Regions from separate parts of the Homo sapiens genome. Here region 1 is linked to region 2. A link is an interaction called in ENCODE POLR2A ChIA-PET data of the cell type or tissue named here. Cell type or tissue: Panc1. All regions are shown on one strand. Links, peaks and the distances in the headings refer to the core of each region. The heading gives the core; the rest is flanking DNA.

The links. Peaks named below come from ENCODE experiments on the same cell type or tissue, not always from the same donor. Only the 100,000 strongest peaks of a DNase experiment are listed, where the experiment ranks them.
Region 1: POLR2A ChIA-PET joins it to region 2 with 9 read pairs; 2 of 35 experiments call an interaction of 5 or more read pairs at or near these places.

Annotation. Positions count from the first base shown.
Region 1 is chr3:4,795,280-4,799,677 of GRCh38, reverse strand. All of the region lies in intron 53 of ITPR1 (inositol 1,4,5-trisphosphate receptor type 1), which reads right to left. Among named protein-coding and RNA genes, the nearest start is that of EGOT, 46 kb to the right of the region's middle. In Panc1, for the core only: no CTCF peak of the experiment used is centred there; no DNase peak of the experiment used is centred there.
Region 2 is chr3:4,892,265-4,896,662 of GRCh38, reverse strand. No RefSeq gene overlaps it. Among named protein-coding and RNA genes, the nearest start is that of BHLHE40, 85 kb to the left of the region's middle. In Panc1, for the core only: no CTCF peak of the experiment used is centred there; no DNase peak of the experiment used is centred there; H3K27ac peaks cover 315 bases.

The sequences.
Region 1 (4,398 bases), core at 225-4,224, 97 kb after region 2:
AAAATATAGTTCTGTAAAACACTCATTAAAAAAAAAACACCCCTATTTCAAATGCTGTCACATTTTGAGTCTCCTTCAGATGTAAACAAGCAGCACTACATGATTAAGGCCACTTATATAAAGGAGCTTCACTTCTTCAGAGATGCTTGGATTGTGGCACCACTGGGGAGGAGACACCTTTGCAGGGCACAGCTCTTCCACCAGCTGCTGGCTGCCCTAGTTCATTGAGTCCACGCCTGCGGAGATTCAGCCTCACTTTAACAACTGTTCCCCCCAGCCCAGCCACTTACCTCTTCCCTTTTGAAATCCTTCAAAAGGCAAAGCTGATTGGGAATGGGGACAAAGAGGCAGAGGTTTCTCAGAAATTCAAGAAGTGCACATTGAGGCACATGTGCCGCTTTCTACGCATTTAACAATTGTTAGACATCGTGTCAAGCCCTTGATGTTGATGATCATTTATTCATCCTACTGTCCCCGGTCTACTCTAAAGGAAACTGAGTCTCAGGTTACATTTCTTGCCCAAAGTGATGCAGCAAATGGCTGCAGACCATTTGCCTCTGAAGTCGATGGTCCTTAATCAATATTTTAAAAAATCCATGCATTTTAAGTGTAAAATTTGGTGAATCTTGGCAGTTTATATAGTCATGTGACCACCGCATGTAATTGTCACCACAGTCAAGATACAGAACATTTTTATCACTCTAAAAGTCTCCTTGTGCCTCTTTGCAGGTGATGCCTTGCCCCATCCCTACCCCCAGCTACCACTGATCTAATAGTGTCAGTCCCTATAGCTTTGCACTTTCTAGAATTTCATAAAAATGGGAAAATAATCCTATCAGGTAGTCCTTTGTGCTTGACTTCTTTCACTGAGCAAGTTTTTAAGATGCATCCAGGTTACCATGTATGTATTGATACTTTGTACTTTTTATTGCTGACTATATTATAGTATGGATATATTACAATTTATTTGTCCAGTTAACAATCAATGAGTTTCCAGTTTGGAGTGATTACAAATAATGCTACTAGAAACATTCATGTTCAATTCTTGGAGTGGACATATTTTCATTTCACTTGGACAAACATAGAGAAGTAGAATGTTGGATCCTACAGATATGTTTAACTTTAAAAGACAATACCAAACTGTTTTCCAAGGTGAATGTATCACACTGCCTTCCCACCAGCCGTGTATGACAGTTCCATCTGATCCACAGCATCACCAATACTTGGCAGTGCCCATCTTTTTCATTTAGTCATTCTAGTAGGTTTGCAGTGGTATGGTGTGGTGATTTTAATTTACATTTCCCTGATAACTAGTGATGCTCAACATCGTTTCATGTGCTTACTGGCCATTCATACATCTTCTTCTGTGAAGTGTCTGATCAAATGCTTTGCCCACTGTTTTAATTGAATAGTTTTTTTATTGTTGAGTTGTAAGAGTTCTTTACATATTCTGGACATAAGCTTTTTATCAGATATATATTTTGCAACTATTTTCTCCCAGTCTGTGGCTTATCATTTTCTGAAATGCTTAATGCCATTTTAAATGGACTCTTAAGATGATCTCAGTATCATCAATGTGACCAGTACAATGTATGTCCCAAATCCTGAAGAGGCCAATGTAAAAATGCTGTCTCCTCACTATAACGGCAGTGTTAAAAAACATAGTGCTAGATTCCAAAAAATCAACTCTAGAAAGACATCTTTGAGACAGTTGGAGAAATCTGAATTTGGGCAGGCTATTACAGGATTTGCTGTTAGTTTTGTTAGATATGATAATGGCATGGTGATTATACATATTTTAAAATGTCCTCATAAGTTATACACTGAAATATTTATGGACAAAAAATCCAAGATGTCTAGACTTCTTTAAAATGTTTCAGAAAATATAGTATGGGGATAGATGAAACAAGATAGGCAAAATTGTTAAAGCTGGCTGATAGATATATGGTAGCTCATTATACTGTTCTTTCTACTTGTGTGTATATTTGACAATTTCAATAATAAAAACATTTAAAAAGTAGTACTACATTTGCTTTAGCCATCACGGCATGCTCACAAATTCAGTAAGCAATCTGAAGCTGCCTGAGTTGCACGCTTTTGAAAGACTGTAACTTGTCAGTTCTAAAACAAAGGTGGAGGGGCGGTGATACTTTTGAAAAGGAGCTTTTAAGGCCACTGGTTCTTGGCAGTTGCAAACCTTGTAAGCCACAGAACCACACAAAATCAGCACACATAATACGGCCATTATACACATTCAAGAGGGACATTATGAAATCTTGCCTTTAGGATGCAACAAATCCTAACACATATTAGCTCAAAGAAATACTTTCAGGTCAACAAACCAGATCTTGTTTCTAGGCAGGGTTAATACAACTCTTCTACTGAGGATGGTTAGCAGTGAGTATAGGAAATGCCCTCAATGCATCTTACAAAAGGAAAAAAGAATCCCTCTGAGAGTGAACTGATGCACTTAAGGCAGTATCAGCTACTAGATAATGGAAAAGGCTTCCTTGGGTCATATCAGCCTCAGGTCAAATCTCCTCGGAGCTCTGAATTATGCTCTCAGTTTAGTCCCTCAGCATGAAGTTCTAAAGCCCATGATTCCAAACCATGCATCCTTGCCTCCTGCAGACCAGCCTGAGTTGGTGGCTCATTCAGAATGCACCATTTTAGAGTTGGAAGGACCCTCGATAGTCATACCATCCAGGGGATCTCAAGCTTGGATGGGCAAGAAACACATGCTCTGGAGATCTTGACTAGTTTGCCAACTGTTCTTCCCCGGGTTCTACAGGATTTTCTGAAGCCATATCAAAGTTTTCTAACCATGGGCTTAATGTAAACATCTCTTCACATAAAGGATGACAAGGACTTGCTGAAGTGGCTTGCCCAGAGTGGCTTGGCAAATGGGCGGCAGGAGCCAGGCAGAGACCTTAAGTCTCTGGACTTCCTAAGTCTAAGAAAGGCACTGCAGGAGGCTTGTCAATGAAGGGTGGGGGGCTGTTAACTCCCTGTCCCCAGAACTGGCCTGAATGCTGCCACAAATGACCGGTGAAGAAAACAGACGTGGCGAATAATAAAATCTGTTTGAAATATTTTTAAGGCAATGGAGAGTAAATGAAAACACAGACAAGGTAAGGGTTGAATAATCTGCCGTGAGGAACATGACAACTTCCCTGAGGCGAAAGGAGACCTGGGCCTCCTCCGCCGCCGCCAGCTGAGCTCCTCACTAGCCCTCTGCCACGCACTCCTCTGCTGTCTGGCAGCAGGGTTAAGGTGGACATCCCCAAAGAGAAAACCTTGCAGCTCTGGGTTCTAGTCAAATCTTTTTAGACATAGACACGGGCATTCATGTTTCCTGACATGACATTAAAAAAAAAATCCCCCCTGGACTTGTGTTTAGATTGTACTTTTCGGAGCGGGGGCATTCAGATGGTGCCTTCCACGTAACTTAAGGTCAAACAGAAAAGCTAACTCCTCAAAAGGGTAACTTAGGCATATAAGCATTACATAACATCGCTTTCAAGTTGGTCCTTAAACTGACTCATTACCCATACATGTCTGCTTCCGTTGATGTCTGCATGATTAAGCTAAAGAGTGGAGCCTGAAACTTACTCCTGTGTGGTTTTTGGGCTCTTTATCCCATTCTCTGTCACATAAGGTGGTTCCTGGCAGGTTGTTCTATGCGTATGTGAGGTGATCTGCCAAAAAGCTCTGATGAAAAATTTAGCCGGGAGGTGGACCTCCCAGGTGGCTGCTGTGGATGTCAGAAAAGGGGCCATGAATGTATCACAGAAGAGGAGCTTTGAATGCTTGTCGAGGGGCCCCAAATAGCAAAATGCCCACCTCCAAATTGTCTGCCTTTTCTCAGCAAAATGTGTAGCCTGGAAGGAGGTAGGCTGGGGGGAACCCAGAAAGACCATAATCATCATGTTTTGTTATGTGAATAATGGCAGGTACCTCTTAATAGACTAAACATTGTACAGTCTGCAGTCATTCAAGTCCTGCCTCCCCTCTGACCCCTGGCAAAAAAAATATTCCAGAGATTTCTTACAAATTCTTTAGTCTGAAATCAATTCCAGAAGTGCGGTGTGGAAACACATATACTGGACTGAGCATCAAGACGTCTACGTTTTAGGGTTAGCTCTGCCATTAGTTAGCTATGTGACTTTGGCCTGATTTCTTAACTGCTCTGAGACATAGTTTCCTCATATATAAAAGAAGGGGCTGATTAAGAGACTTTCTCACAGGTTTAATAGTATCTAGCTGCTTCTCTTTCTTTCCTGGTTAAAAAAAATGGATAAAAAAGTTAAATTATTTTAAGTTAGATTTAAAACTAAATCTATGGTAACAGCTACAATCTCCTCTTGTCTGAATGTGGATAACTGGGATCCCCAGTAC
Region 2 (4,398 bases), core at 161-4,160:
GATTCATGCCCTTATGAAAGAGGCCAAGGGAGCTGGTTCACCCCCTTCTGCCACGTGAGGACACAGTGAAAAGATGGCCATCTATGAACCAGTAAATGGGTTCTCACCAGAGACAGAATCTGCCAGCACCTTGGTCTTGGACAGGTCAGCCTCCAGCAGAGTAAGAAAATTAAATTCTATTTATAAGCCACACAGTTTATGGTATTTTACTACAGCAGCCCAAATGGACTAAGAGAGTCATTATTATCAGGTATAGTTTAGTGTTACCACTTTTCATCAGAATGAAACTGATCAAATATTGTGTGAATGCTTTTGAGGTGCAAATGATAGGAGACCCAACTCAAAATGATCGAAGGGATTGGAAAACTTTTCCTTTAAAGGAATAAATAGTAAAGATTGTAGTTTCTGCAGGCCATGTGGCCTCTTGTCTTAACTACTCTGTGTTGTTGCATGAAAACACCCATAAACAATGGGTAAACAACTGAACATGCCAGGGTTCCAATAAAACTTTACCTGCAAAAACAAGTGGTGAGCAGGATTTGTAGTTTGCTGACCTCTAGTTTAAACAATCACTGAATTTACCATCATACTAGTAACAAGAAGTTCCAGGCAACGTAAGCTTCAGGGTTAGTTGATTCAGCAGCTTCACATCTCAATCCAGGAACTCAATTCATTCCATCTGCTTGCTCAGCTTTGTGCGGGCTGTGTTCCCAGTCTTGGTCTCTCCCGGTCATGAGATGACCACAGCCCCCCACACATCATGTCTTCACATAAGAGTGTCTAAAGGCCACAAATGTCTCTTTCCTGTGTCCCCTTTCTAGGAGCATGGAAAGCTTTCTTTCTTTCTTTCTTTCTTTCTTTCTTTCTTTCTTTCTTTCTTTCTTTCTTTCTTTCTTTCTTTCTTTCTTTTTTTTGAGACAGTCTTGTTCTGTCACCCAGGCTTGAGTGCAGTGGCGTGATTTTGGCTCACTACAACCTCCACCTTCTGGGTTCAAGCGATTCTCTTGCCTCAGCCTCCAAGTAAGTAGCTGGGATTACAGGCACCCGCCACCATGCTCGGTTAATTTTGTATTTTTGGTAGAGACAGGGTTTCACCATGTTGGTCAGGCTGGTCTCAAACTCCTGTCCTCAGGTGATTGGCCCATCTGCAGCCTCCCAAAGTGCTGGGGTTACAGGCCTGAGGCACCGCGTCTGGCAGGGAAAGCTTTTTTAGATGCCTCCTAAAAGATTTGATTCACTTCCTAAGACTGAGAAAGCAGGTGAGGTGTGTGTGTGAGTGGTTGTTTTTAGGCAGGCAACCCACATCGTGATCTGCATTCATTTCCTATTGCTATGTAACAAATTGCCACATAGCTCGCAGCTTAAAACAACATACAAACTACCTCCCAGTTTCTGTGGCTCATCCAAGCAACGCTTGAGGTCCTCCATGCAGGGTCTCACAAGGCCACAATCAAGGTGTCACGAGGCTTTTCTTCTGGGGCGTGGAATCCTCTTTCAAGCCTATGTAGTTGTTGGCAGAATCCAGTTCCTTGCAGCTGTGGGATGGAGGTCCCTGTTTTCCTGCTGGCTGTCAGCTGGGGGTCACTCTTGGCTCCTAGAAGCCACTCACAGTTCCGTGCCCACCACATGCCCCTCGCCATGAGACACCTCACTTCTTTAAGCTCAGCTGGAGAATGGCTCTATCCAATTTGCTAAGAGGGTCTCATATAATGTAATCTAATCAAAAGAGTGAAATGGATTATATTCACAGGTCCTGACTGCAGTCGAGGGAGGGGGATTAAACAGCACACAGGAGCACCCCCAAGAGACCCAACTCAAAATGGTTTAAGCCAGAGGCTGCAAACTTCCTACAAAGGGACAGATAGTACAGATTGCAGGTCTTTCAGGTCATCCAGCTTCTCCTCTCAACTACTCTGTGTTGTAGCACAAAAGCAGCCATAGATAATACATAAAAGCAAATGGACATGTCTGTGTTCTTTTTTAAAATTATTTTTATTTTTTGAGACGGAGTCTTGCTCTGTTGCCCAGGTTGGAATGCAATGGCACAATCTCAGCTCACTGCAACCTCTGTCTTCTGGGTTCAAGCGATTCTCCTGCCTCAGCCTCCTGAGTAGCTGGGACTACAGGTGCGGGCAACTACACCTGGCTAATTTTTGTATTTTTACTGGAGACAGGGTTTTGCCGTGTTGGCCAGGTTGGTCTTGAACTACTGTCCTCAAGGAATCTGCCCACCTCAGCCTCCCAAAGTGTTGGGATTACAGGCGTGAGCCACTGTGCACAGCAACATGGCCGTGTCCTAATAAAACTCAAGTGAACTTGGAGGCCATCCCAGAATTCTGCCTAATGATAGCTCTCACCTGAAAAATTAAATCAGATAATATAACAGTAGAACACTACACACTTAGAAGAGGAAATATGCTGTATTTGGCATATTCTTTGCTTGGAGGATAGACATTTAAAACACAGCTCCTTAAAACACAAAGTTTTTTTTTGTTTTAACTTTTATTTTAGGGGTACATGTGATGGTTTGTTACATAGGTAAACTCATATCACTGGGGTTTGTTGTACAGATTATTTCATCACCCAGGAATTAAGCCCAGTACCCAATAGCCATCTTTTCTAATCCTGTCCCTCCTTCCACCCTCCACCATCGAGTAGACCCCGGAGTCTGTTGTGTTCTGAAGACCCCAGTCCTTCTTTGTGTTCATAGGTTCTCATCATTTAGCTCTCACTTATAAATGAGAACATGTGGTATTTGGTTTTTTGTTTCTGCATTAGTTTGCTGAGGATAATAGCCTCCACCTCCATCCATGTTCCCCCAAAAGACATGGTCTCGTTCTTTTTTATGGCTGTGCCGTATTCTATAGTGTGTATGTACCACATTTCTTTATCCAATCTGTCACTGATGGGCATTTAAGTTGACTTTGCTATTGTGAATGTAAAAATGTTTTTGTTAGTGTGAAGAGTGCTGCAATGAACATTCATGTGCATGTGTCTTTGTGGTAGAATGATTTCTATTCCCCTGAGTATATACCCAGTAATGGGATTGCTGGGTTGAATGGCAGTTCTGCTTTTAGCTTTTTGAGGAATCGCCATCCTGCTTTCCACAATGGTTGAACTAATTTACACTCCCATGAACAGTGTATAAGCATTCCCTTTCCTCTGCAACCTCACCAGACTGTTGTTTTTTTACTTTTTAATAATTGCCATTCTGACTGGGTGTGAGATGGTATCTCATTGTAGTTTTGATTTGCATTTCTCTAATGATCAGTGATATTGAGCTTTTTTCATGTGCTTTTTGGCCACATGGATGTCTTCTTTTGAAAAGTGTCTGTTAATGTTCTTTGCCCACTTTTTAATGGGGCTCATAAACACAAAGTTAACCTGAAAGTCCTGAAGAATCAATTTTTTAGTTTTGCTCTTGTTGCCCAGGCTGGAGTGCAATGGCGCAGCCTCGGCTCACTGCCTCCTGGGTTCAAAGGATTCTCCTGCCTCAGCCTCCTGAGTGGCTGGTATCACAGGCACGCACCACGATGCCTGGCTAATTTTTTATTTTTAGTAGAGATGGGGTTTCACCATGTTGGTCAGGCTGGTCTTGAACCCCTGACCTCAGGCGATACACCCTCCTCGGTCTCCCAAAGTGCTGGGATTACAGGCATGAGCCATTGCGCCCAGCCTGGATTCTGGCTTTTACTCTATGCTTCAAAGCATACTCCAAGATTATATTTAAAGATTATCTAATGGCTTATTCTAGTGCTCTCATGATTTTATTTCCCTTTTGCTCTTTCTAAAAATGTTAATTCATCTGGAATTTATCATGGTGAAACATGTAAGGCTTGGATACAACTTTCTCATTTTTTTCCCCAGAGGGCTACTCAGTTGCTCTGACATTGTTTATTGAACAGACTATCCTTTTCCATTGGTAAGTGGTGGCATTTTATCATATACTAAATTTCTTTTTGTATTTGAGTCAATTTCTGGACTTTGCATTTATAATTCATCGAGTTGCCTTGTCTATTCATATACCATACCCTTTTACTTTTAGAGCTTTATACTATATTTTAATATCTGATACAACTAAAAAACCCTTGTTTTTTTATTTTCAGGATTTCTGAATATTCTTGCTTCTTTATTTTTCCATATTATAATGAGCTTGTATAGTTTTTAAAAGTCCTTTTTTAAAATTGAGCTTTTGCATTATAGATTGGGAATAATTGACATCTTTACATAGTTAAGTCTTTTTATCTAAAAATACATACATCCTTCCATTAGTTCAAGTTTTCTTCTGTGATCCTCAGTGGCATTTTAAAGTCTTTTCATATAGCTCTTGTTCACTTCTTAAGCTTAGGAATTTAGTCTTTTTGTTCTACTATAAATAGGGCCCTTCTATTTTTAACC